2 separate regions of the Homo sapiens genome follow, and region 2 is linked to region 1. A link is a loop called in an ENCODE intact Hi-C map of the cell type or tissue named here. Cell type or tissue: B cell. All regions are shown on one strand. Each heading gives the region's core, and the rest is flanking DNA. Links, peaks and the distances in the headings are about the cores only. Region 1 has its middle 16 kb from the start of MMP7. Region 2 has its middle 23 kb from the start of BIRC3.

The links. Peaks named below come from ENCODE experiments on the same cell type or tissue, not always from the same donor. Only the 100,000 strongest peaks of a DNase experiment are listed, where the experiment ranks them.
Region 2: a loop joins it to region 1, with 4 times the contacts of the local background. A loop is called at or near these places in 1 of 110 quality-filtered maps.

Annotation. Positions count from the first base shown.
Region 1 is chr11:102,544,625-102,549,024 of GRCh38, reverse strand. No RefSeq gene overlaps it. Among named protein-coding and RNA genes, the nearest start is that of MMP7, 16 kb to the right of the region's middle. RefSeq lists silencers at 1,677-1,726, 1,877-1,986. In B cell, for the core only: no CTCF peak of the experiment used is centred there; DNase peaks (open chromatin) are centred at 1,834 and 2,394; H3K27ac peaks cover 3,044 bases.
Region 2 is chr11:102,292,000-102,296,399 of GRCh38, reverse strand. It overlaps the pseudogene RPS6P17. Among named protein-coding and RNA genes, the nearest start is that of BIRC3, 23 kb to the left of the region's middle. In B cell, for the core only: CTCF peaks have their summits at 2,022 and 2,225 (motif pointing left); DNase peaks (open chromatin) are centred at 739 and 2,219; H3K4me3 peaks cover 2,395 bases; H3K27ac peaks cover 3,160 bases.

The DNA of each region.
Region 1 (4,400 bases), core at 278-4,277:
ATGGCTGTGGCTCTCCAGCTGAATGCAGTCACCACTTCTCCCTTATCACCACCCTGACCCGGAGGCTGACACTTGGACACTTGGTTGCCAATTAGCACTTGGTTTGCCATGAACTACTGTACAAATTGAAGGTGTCCCCAACTTGTTCTGTTCTCCCTTGAGGCTCAGGGAGGCCATATAATTTCCCCCAGATTACTCAACCACCTCAGATCTTCTGAGGTAGAATTCCCAGGTTCTTTCCAGTGCACTACCTGCCTATTGCATGCGTGCATGCATGTGTGTGTGTGTGTGTGTGTGTGTGTGTGTGTGTGTGTGTCAAAGAGACAGTACCACCTCATAGCCCATGTCAGTGCAACAGCAAGAGGTATACATAGAAGACTTGGTCTCGGCATATTGAGATTTTATTTTTCAGAGGAATCTTTGCTGGATCAAGTTATGAGCCATATTTTTCTGAGTCCTCTATCCCTTGCTCCCTCCATTTCTCCTCCCTTCCGCTTCTCCTTCCATTTCTCCTCCCCTCCCCTTCTCCTTCTTTCAACAAGCACATGTCCTTAGCTGCTTTATTGGGCACCTATGATGCATCAGGTACTGCCTAATCACTATAACATTCATTCTCACAACATCCCTGCACATACGTCTTCTCAATTCTATGCACAGTTCTCAAACTGCATGTTGAGAAACCTGAGCTGCAAATGTGAACCCACAGAATACTTCAAATTTTCAAGGGAAATACAGTGACACTCGATGTTTGCTGGACACTTCACAAACTGCTCGAAGTAGTTCACAATTTCAATAGTAGATGACGCTATATTCCATTAGATATCACTGAATTTTGCAAAGCTGGGTTTTCTGCTGTTGCTGTAATAAAAAGCAAACACTGTGAGGCCGGGTGCGGTGGCTCACGCCTGTAATCCCAGCACTTTGGGAGGCCAAGGTGGGCAGATCACGAGGTCAGAAGTTCGAGACCAGCCTGGCCAACATAGTGAAACCCCTTCTCTACTAAAAATTAGCTGGGCATGGTGGCAGATACCTGTAATCCCAGCTACTGAGGAGATTGAGGCAGGAAAATCACTTGAACTCGGAAGGCAGAAGTTGCAGTGAGCCAAGATCGCGCCACTGCACTCCAACCCAGGTGACAGTGCGAGATTCCGTCTCAAAAAAAAAAAAAAAGGAAACACTGAATGAAAATCAATTGACCTTATTCCAAAAATCAAGAAATTGTATGGTATCCAAAAGGCACACAAATTCCATCCATAAGGAATTGTGACTATTTAAGAATAAAATTAAAATTTATTTTTTCTTTCAGTTTATGGGTATTTTTTTTAAATAGCTACCAAGTTGTTGGGACATACTTAATAAGTTGATTTAGACCTAATTAAATAAACAGGACCGTTAATAAACAGGATTGTTGGTCATTTTTCTGGCCTAAGGGCACTATGAAAAAAATCACTAAGACCCGGGAGGCCAGAAACAAGAAAGTTTTAGACCTTCTATATTAACATGTTTGAGGTAAGAAATTAGGCCCAGGGAAGTTAATACCCTACCCACATCTAAATTTTGAGATTTCAATCCAGAGGTTCCTTATTTCAAAGTCCATGTTGTTTCTACCACCCTACATTGCCTCCTGCATGTCAGGCCACAAACCAGTTCTGTGAACACAAACCAGGGTCATGATCGGTCACCGCCTCAAGGGACTCATAAATGTGGTCAAGTGCGTTGTGGGTGCTGTACCAACACCTCCAGCATCATGCTACCCACACACATTATTTATAACCAACCAGGAACTTCAATTCTGCTTCCCCAATTCTCTGTCTGGCTCATAAGCATACTCCAAACACAGGTCCCTAAGGAAAAAGAATGTCCCTTATACAAAATAACTCTGCTAATAATGTATGGCAATGTGACATCATTTTAGGCAATCTGTGATGAGGCTACACATGCAGGTTGGGGAAGTTCAGTCAATGAAGCAGGCCCTGAAAAAGAAGAACTGGTGGAGTTTTGTATTTACCAAGCAGAACACTTCTAATGGTACAAACACCTTAGGAAATTCTCAGACTGAAATAACTAGTATGTAACATGATGTCAGACTTCCTTCCAAGGAATATATAAAACATTAGAGAATTCTTTCCTTCACCACAAATGAATACAACTTCCTCAAAACAAAAAAGTAGGCAAAAGAAAATCCTGATGGCAAAAGTATTGAATCGATTATTAAATGCCACAAAAAAAAATGTAGTGGCATGCTATATAATTTAATCATGATTTGCATTGAGAGGAAAAAGACCAAAAATAATCAAATGCAAATTATCAAAAAAAAAAAAAAAAAAAAAAAAACAGCTATTGAGTTTAAGGAAACGTAGGAGACTCTTCACATGACCAAGTAGCCAAACCTCTCACGTCACCTATGTCTTTTGCACCAATAGCTCTTCCCCAGCCCATACTTTCAGCCCTGTGGGAGTTCCCTATGACTAATGTAGGGTAGAAAAAATATTATTCCCTCTACCCTCCTAGGTTCTCTGGCTGAGGCCCTAAAAATTAGACCAACAAAGACAAATTCACAGTAAAAAGACAAACGTTGATTAACATGTGTTTACACAAAGGAGCATTCAGTGATGAGTACCTCAAAGCAGTAGTAAGAACTTGGATTTAAATAGCATCTTAACAGAAGAACAACAAATTTTTAGAGAAATGACAAAACAAAAGAAAAGGGCTTTGAGTTTCTATAGCTGCAAATTATGTGAAGGGAAATGCACAAGGGAACTAACTAATGGAAGATAATAGCTAGTTTACAAATTTATGTCACACTTTTAGGCAAATAGGGAAAAGGCAGAGAGCTTTTCTTGTATCTGCTTCTTCTCAATTGCCTTCAGCTTAATATGATCCTTATGCCAAAGTGGCATGTTTTGGGGTGGGATATTATGCTGCCCCTCATTCACTAAGTAGGAAGAAAAAGTTCATGCCTGGCTGACTGAAAATAGGCTACTGCTGCACTTTCACCTCACACAGGGGGACTGTGAAAGGTGATGGGGAAGAGTACTGCTTCCAGTAAGCAGAGCGCTGAGTACATTTGGTGTTGATGATGATGATGATAAGCAGTCACCAACCCGGCATGGCGGGGGAAGTGAAGTGATCATAGTTAAGAGTGCACATAGATTACTGGGTAATCACAAGTTGCTGAGCTGGTTTGTCACATTCTGGATGAAACAAGATACCAAGATTATAAAATCAGAGACAGAGATGTTTGGGAAAGTAGCGCCTGAATGAATTTATGGAATTTTAAGCATAAAATGTGTGGATCTTTGTGTCTCAGATCAATGCCCAAAACAGAACATCTCCTGAGGAGGAAGCACTGAACACCTGTGTGGATAGGATGAGGCATCCACTGGGGGTCAGCCGGCCTGTGTCCTCAGCTACCCAAGGAACAACACTGGGTCCACAAACTGCATGGCCATGGTAATAGGCATGGAGGCAACTCATGAGCCCTGCTACAGTTGACCTAGCCTCTGCTGCTGCGGCTGCTGGAGGTCTGACTTGGCAGCATTAAGGATTGAATCTAAACCCTCAATATGGTACCATCCTTCAATGGCACCAACCAGTCACTTGGTTACAAGTTAATTAAGTCAGAGCCCTTCTACCTTGTAGGGGACAGCAAATCATGCTTATTAGGACTGACAAGGATTACAGGCATGGGTCTGCCTTCATTGCCCTCAGTGCATCCGTCAGAGAGCCCCTGCTAAATGTTTAAATCCTCTGTATATTTCTTTACCTCAGCAAATACCTTTACCATTGTGCAGCCCACATTGCCTTCCAGTTTTGTATGTCTGTAAAATCCAGGTCTTATTCTTCATGAGTTCCCCATTCCTACCACAGGGCCAGACCACATAGCATAAGCTTTACAGATATTTGGTAAGTAAATGAAAGAATAAAAAGTGCATGCAGCTGGGCACAATGGCCCATGCCTTTAATCCCAATGCTTTGGGAGGTCAAGGTGGGAGGGTCATTTGAAGCCAAGAGTTCAAGACAAGTCTGGGCAACATAGCAAGACTGTTTCTACAAAATAAAAAAAAGAAAAATAGCTGATTTGGTGGCATGTGCCTGTACTCTCAGCTACTCGGAAGGATCCCTTGAGCCCAGGAGTTTGAGGCTGCAGTAAGCCATGATCACAGCACTGCACTCCATCCTGGTGACAGAGTAAGATGCTGTCTTTTAAAGAAGGAAGGAAGGAAGGAAGGAAGGAAGGAAGGAAGGAAGGAAGGAAAGAAGGGGGGAAGGAAGGGAAAGAGAAAGAGAGAAAGAGAAAGAAAGACAAAGAAAGAGAAAGAGAGAAAACTCATGCAAATACCCAAATGAGGGATACTAAGAGCTGTAAGTAGGGCAGTAGCAGTGGGTTTGGAGAATCC
Region 2 (4,400 bases), core at 93-4,092, 250 kb after region 1:
CAGGCTGCTCTTGAACTCCTGACCTCAGGTGATCCATCTGCCTTGGCCTCCCAAAGTGCTGGGATTACAGGCGTGAGCCACCGCACCCGGCCACTATTCTTATAGATAGGAATGAATTTATTTCCCTCCTCCTCTGTGAGAGCTATCTTTTTGAAAAAAGTAGTTTATTGTCTTTACTGGTTATAAAAATAACACATACACCATCATAAAATTAGAAAATATGGACAATTAGGATAATGAGTATGATAGCTAATAGTTTTTTAGTATGTGTGATGTGTTCAGTGCTCTTCTAAATGCTTTACATATGTAAATATGTTAAATTCCTCATATTAGCCATGAGGTAGGAAATATTATTGCCACCATTTTGCTGATGATGAAACTGAGAGGTACGGAGGGGCTAAGTTTTTTTTTCAGGGTCACACAACCAGATAATAAGGATCACAAATAATCACACTGTCTAGAGACAATCATCATTTCAGTGAATATGTTCCGTGCTTTTCTTTATCATATCTTTATTTAAATGAGATATTAAATGACAATTCGTAACCTGCATTTTTTTTAGTCTGTCTTATTTATTTGTTACTCAAAAAATCTTATTTTTGACTAGATTCAGACTTGGAAGTAGAAACTCACAGAGAGGACAGTCTGCGTCTCTTGGCAATCTGTTCTTGATGCTTCTCTTTAGCCTCCTTCATTCTCTTGGCCAAAAGTTTAGCATATTCTGCAGCTACTTCCTTATTTTCCTTAATTCTCTGTTTCTTCAGAGCAATATGCCACCATTCGTGCTGCAGAACATGTGGAGTAACAAGATACTTAGTCGTGGGTGCTTTGGTCCTAGGTTTCTTACCTTCTTTGTTTAAAGCCTTTCTTACAACACACTGGTGGACATCATCATCTTCAGAGAGACTGAAAAGTTTGCAGATTCTGCTAGCTCTTTTGGGCCCGAGATGACAAGGCACCATAGTATCAGTCAGTCCAGGAATATCCTTCTCTCCTTTTTTTACAATAACCAAGTTGAGAATGCTCAGATTGGCATCCACAATGCAACCACGTGCAGATTTTTGCTTTCTTTTTCCAGTTCTTCTTGGTCTGTAACAGGCATGCCTTTTATTCAGCAGCAGGTGGACATGGCCATGGGTCAAGACACCCTGATTCATAGGGAAACCTTGTTTGTCGTTCCCACTGTTGATTCAGACCACATAACCCTTCCATTCTTTACCCAGAGCATCAGCAGCAACTTCTGTGGCCATACACTTCTCATAAAAAGTATGAAGTTTGTGTTCATTGTCCACTTCAATGAGTTTCTGGCAGGCAGTGGCCAGGAAGATGTTCAGCTTCATCTTGAAGCAGCTGATCGCCTTCGAGCCACCATGAAAAAGAGCTGTAGCCTGCATTTTTAACTTAATAATATTGCATCAGCTGGACATGGTAGCACATGCCTATAGTCTCAGCTACTCAGGAGGCTGAGGCGGGAGGATTGCTTGAGCCCAGGAGTTTGAGACCAGCCTAGGCAATATAGTGAGACCCTATCACTGAAAAATTTTTATAATTATCAGGGCATGGTGGAGCATGCTGTAGTCCCAGCTACTCGGGAGGCTGAGGTGGGAGGATTGCTTGAGTCCAGGAGTTAAACGCTGTAGTTAGCTATGATCACACCAGTGTGCTCCAGCCTGGGCAACACAGCAAGATCACATCTCTATTTAAAATAATAACAACAATAATATTGCATGGATAGCTTTCCATGGCAATAAACACAATCTTCACCATCATTTTTATGGCCGCAGTGTTCCACTGTATGAAGTTATGTAACATAGCCATTATATAGTACTTTAAACAATGTTGAGATGAACATCTTATCCATTCATTTTTTGTTCACCCCTCTGATATTTTATCTTGGTACAAATTTCGAGAAGCATTGTCACTAAATCCAAGAGAATGCATCAGTTTATTTTGTATACTTGAATCTAGAGATAATTGTATTTTTTATGCATTCTTTTTATCACTTTTCTAGATTGAATATTAATAACAAAATGGATAATTAGGTGCCTTCCCATTAGAGAGGAAACAGATTGCTATATGTTATTGTTTCAAATCAAACTACTCTCAGTAAATTTGCCAAAAATAAACAGATGAATATATTTCCCCATGAGCTCGCTGGGCTTCTTACAGTTTGTCACACTGGAAACATGTAATGGTGTTGTTAGCACCTTCTAGTGGTGAGAAAGCAAAATCTGACAGTGAAGCCTAGATTTGTACGTGTTGTGTTAAAGTAAAAAATCCAAACAGGAACAGAAAACCAAACACCGCATGTTCTCACTCATAAGTGGGAGCTGAAAAATGAGAACACATGGACACAGGGAGGGGAACATCATACACCAGGGCCTGTCGGAGGGTGGAGGTCAAGGGGAGGGAGAGCATTAGGACAAATACCTAATGCATGCGGGGCTTAAAACCTAGATGACAGGTGCAGCAAACCACCATGGCACATGTATACCTATGTAACAAACCTGCACATTCTGCATATGTATCCTGGAACTTGAAGTAAAATTTAAAAAAATAAAATTAAAGAATACAAAAAAAAAGTAATCTATAGCTTCGTGGTATTTTTACTTTTACTTTTTACTTTTCTTTCGTTTTGTTAATATGACTGCAAAGACTAGGAAAGTCCAAAAAACAAACCAGATATTTTGATGTTAATATGAGCATAATTTCATCTTAAGTGTGAAACCATGTATTGTAGTTCAGCTCTAAAAGGTCAAGATATTTCAGGGAATGTTAGGTGTTTTTTTTAAAAAAGGTCAACTTTTCCCACCGTCTCAGACTTGTAAACACCTACGTAAACTGTAATTGTCTTTGTGGTTAATTACTTCTTTTTGTTTTTTTGGATACGGAGTCTCACTCTGTCACCCAGGCTGGAGTTCAGTGGCCGATCTCTGCTCACTGCAACATCCGCCTCCTGGGTTCAAGCAATTCTCCTGCCTCAGCCTCCCAAGTAACTGGGATTACAGGTGCCCACCATGCCCAGTTAATGTTTGTGTTTTTAGTAGAGACGGGGTTTCGCCATGTTGGCCACTGGTCTCAAACTCCTGAACTCAGGTGATCCGCCCACCTTGGCCTCCCAAAGTGCTGGGATTACAGGCATGAGACACTGTGTCCTCCCAAAGTGCTGGGATTACAGGCTTGAGCCATCGTGCCCGGCCTGTGGTTAATTACTTTTTATTTAACTTCCAGCTCAGCATAATACCACTGACTCATATTTACATAGAAATGCTAACAGGATAGTATTGTGCTAGATCACATTCATCTGGCAACAAGAATAGAAGATGTGACATTGTACATTTAGTAACAAAAGAAAATGCGGCCCTATTAAGACTAGAAAGTACTGAAGAAGAATTATCCTCCTATTTTTTCCAATTGCATAGCCTGCACTGAACGGTACAGCGGATCTCTGTCCTCATCTTATGGTGAGAAAATTTAAAACGCCACTATGAAGATTATCTGTTTGACATGATTCAGAACTGTGAACATCATTCATTTGGCTCTTCCCTTATATGACAAGTCTTCCTAAGTTTTTCTTAGTTTCTAAGGACATTAAGAATGTCCTAAGAGTGTTTCATAGTTCTGAGACTTAGACCTAAGATTATAATAGAGTTATGACCAAGAGTATAAGATCAGTTGTAACTCCTTCTATCTGTGTCCTTCTGTTTCCAGAATATTCCTCCCCACCGGAAGCTTGGGTAGCCTCACTCACTGCTGTTGGCACCACACCTTCTGTAAGAATAACAAGGTGGTGTGCTGAGGAGGCAGTGAGATACCACAGGACACATGAGAAATTCATCCAGGTTGGGCTCAAAATAAGCCCTTCCTGGCCAGGCGTGGTGGCTCACACCTGTAATCCCAGCACTTTGGGAGGCCGAGGCAGGTGGATCACCTGAGGTCAGGAGTTTAAGACCAGCCTGGCCAACATGACGAAACCCCGTCTCTACTCAAAATACAAAAATTAGCCAGGTGTGGTGGGCACCTGTAATCCCAGCTACTTGGGAGACTGAGGCAGGAGAATCGCTTAAACCCAGGAGACGGAGGTTACAGTGAGCTGAGATCGTGCCACTGCGCTCCAGCCTGGGCGACACTGCGAGACTCCATCTCAAATTAAATTAAATTAAATTAAATTAAATTAAATTAAATTAAGTTAAATTAAAATTTTAAAAAAGCCCTTCCTAGCAGAGAAGATGGTAGCAGCATTTACTGGAGAAAATTGGACAATCTGCCCCTTCCTTTCTGAAAGCAGCTTTTTAGAGGGTGGACAGTTGTTGCTGCACAGAGGTTGCTCATCCTTATTACTGCTGCTGTGTACCTTTCTCTGTGTTCTGGAACTCTTCACTCAACAGTCTTTACCAGAG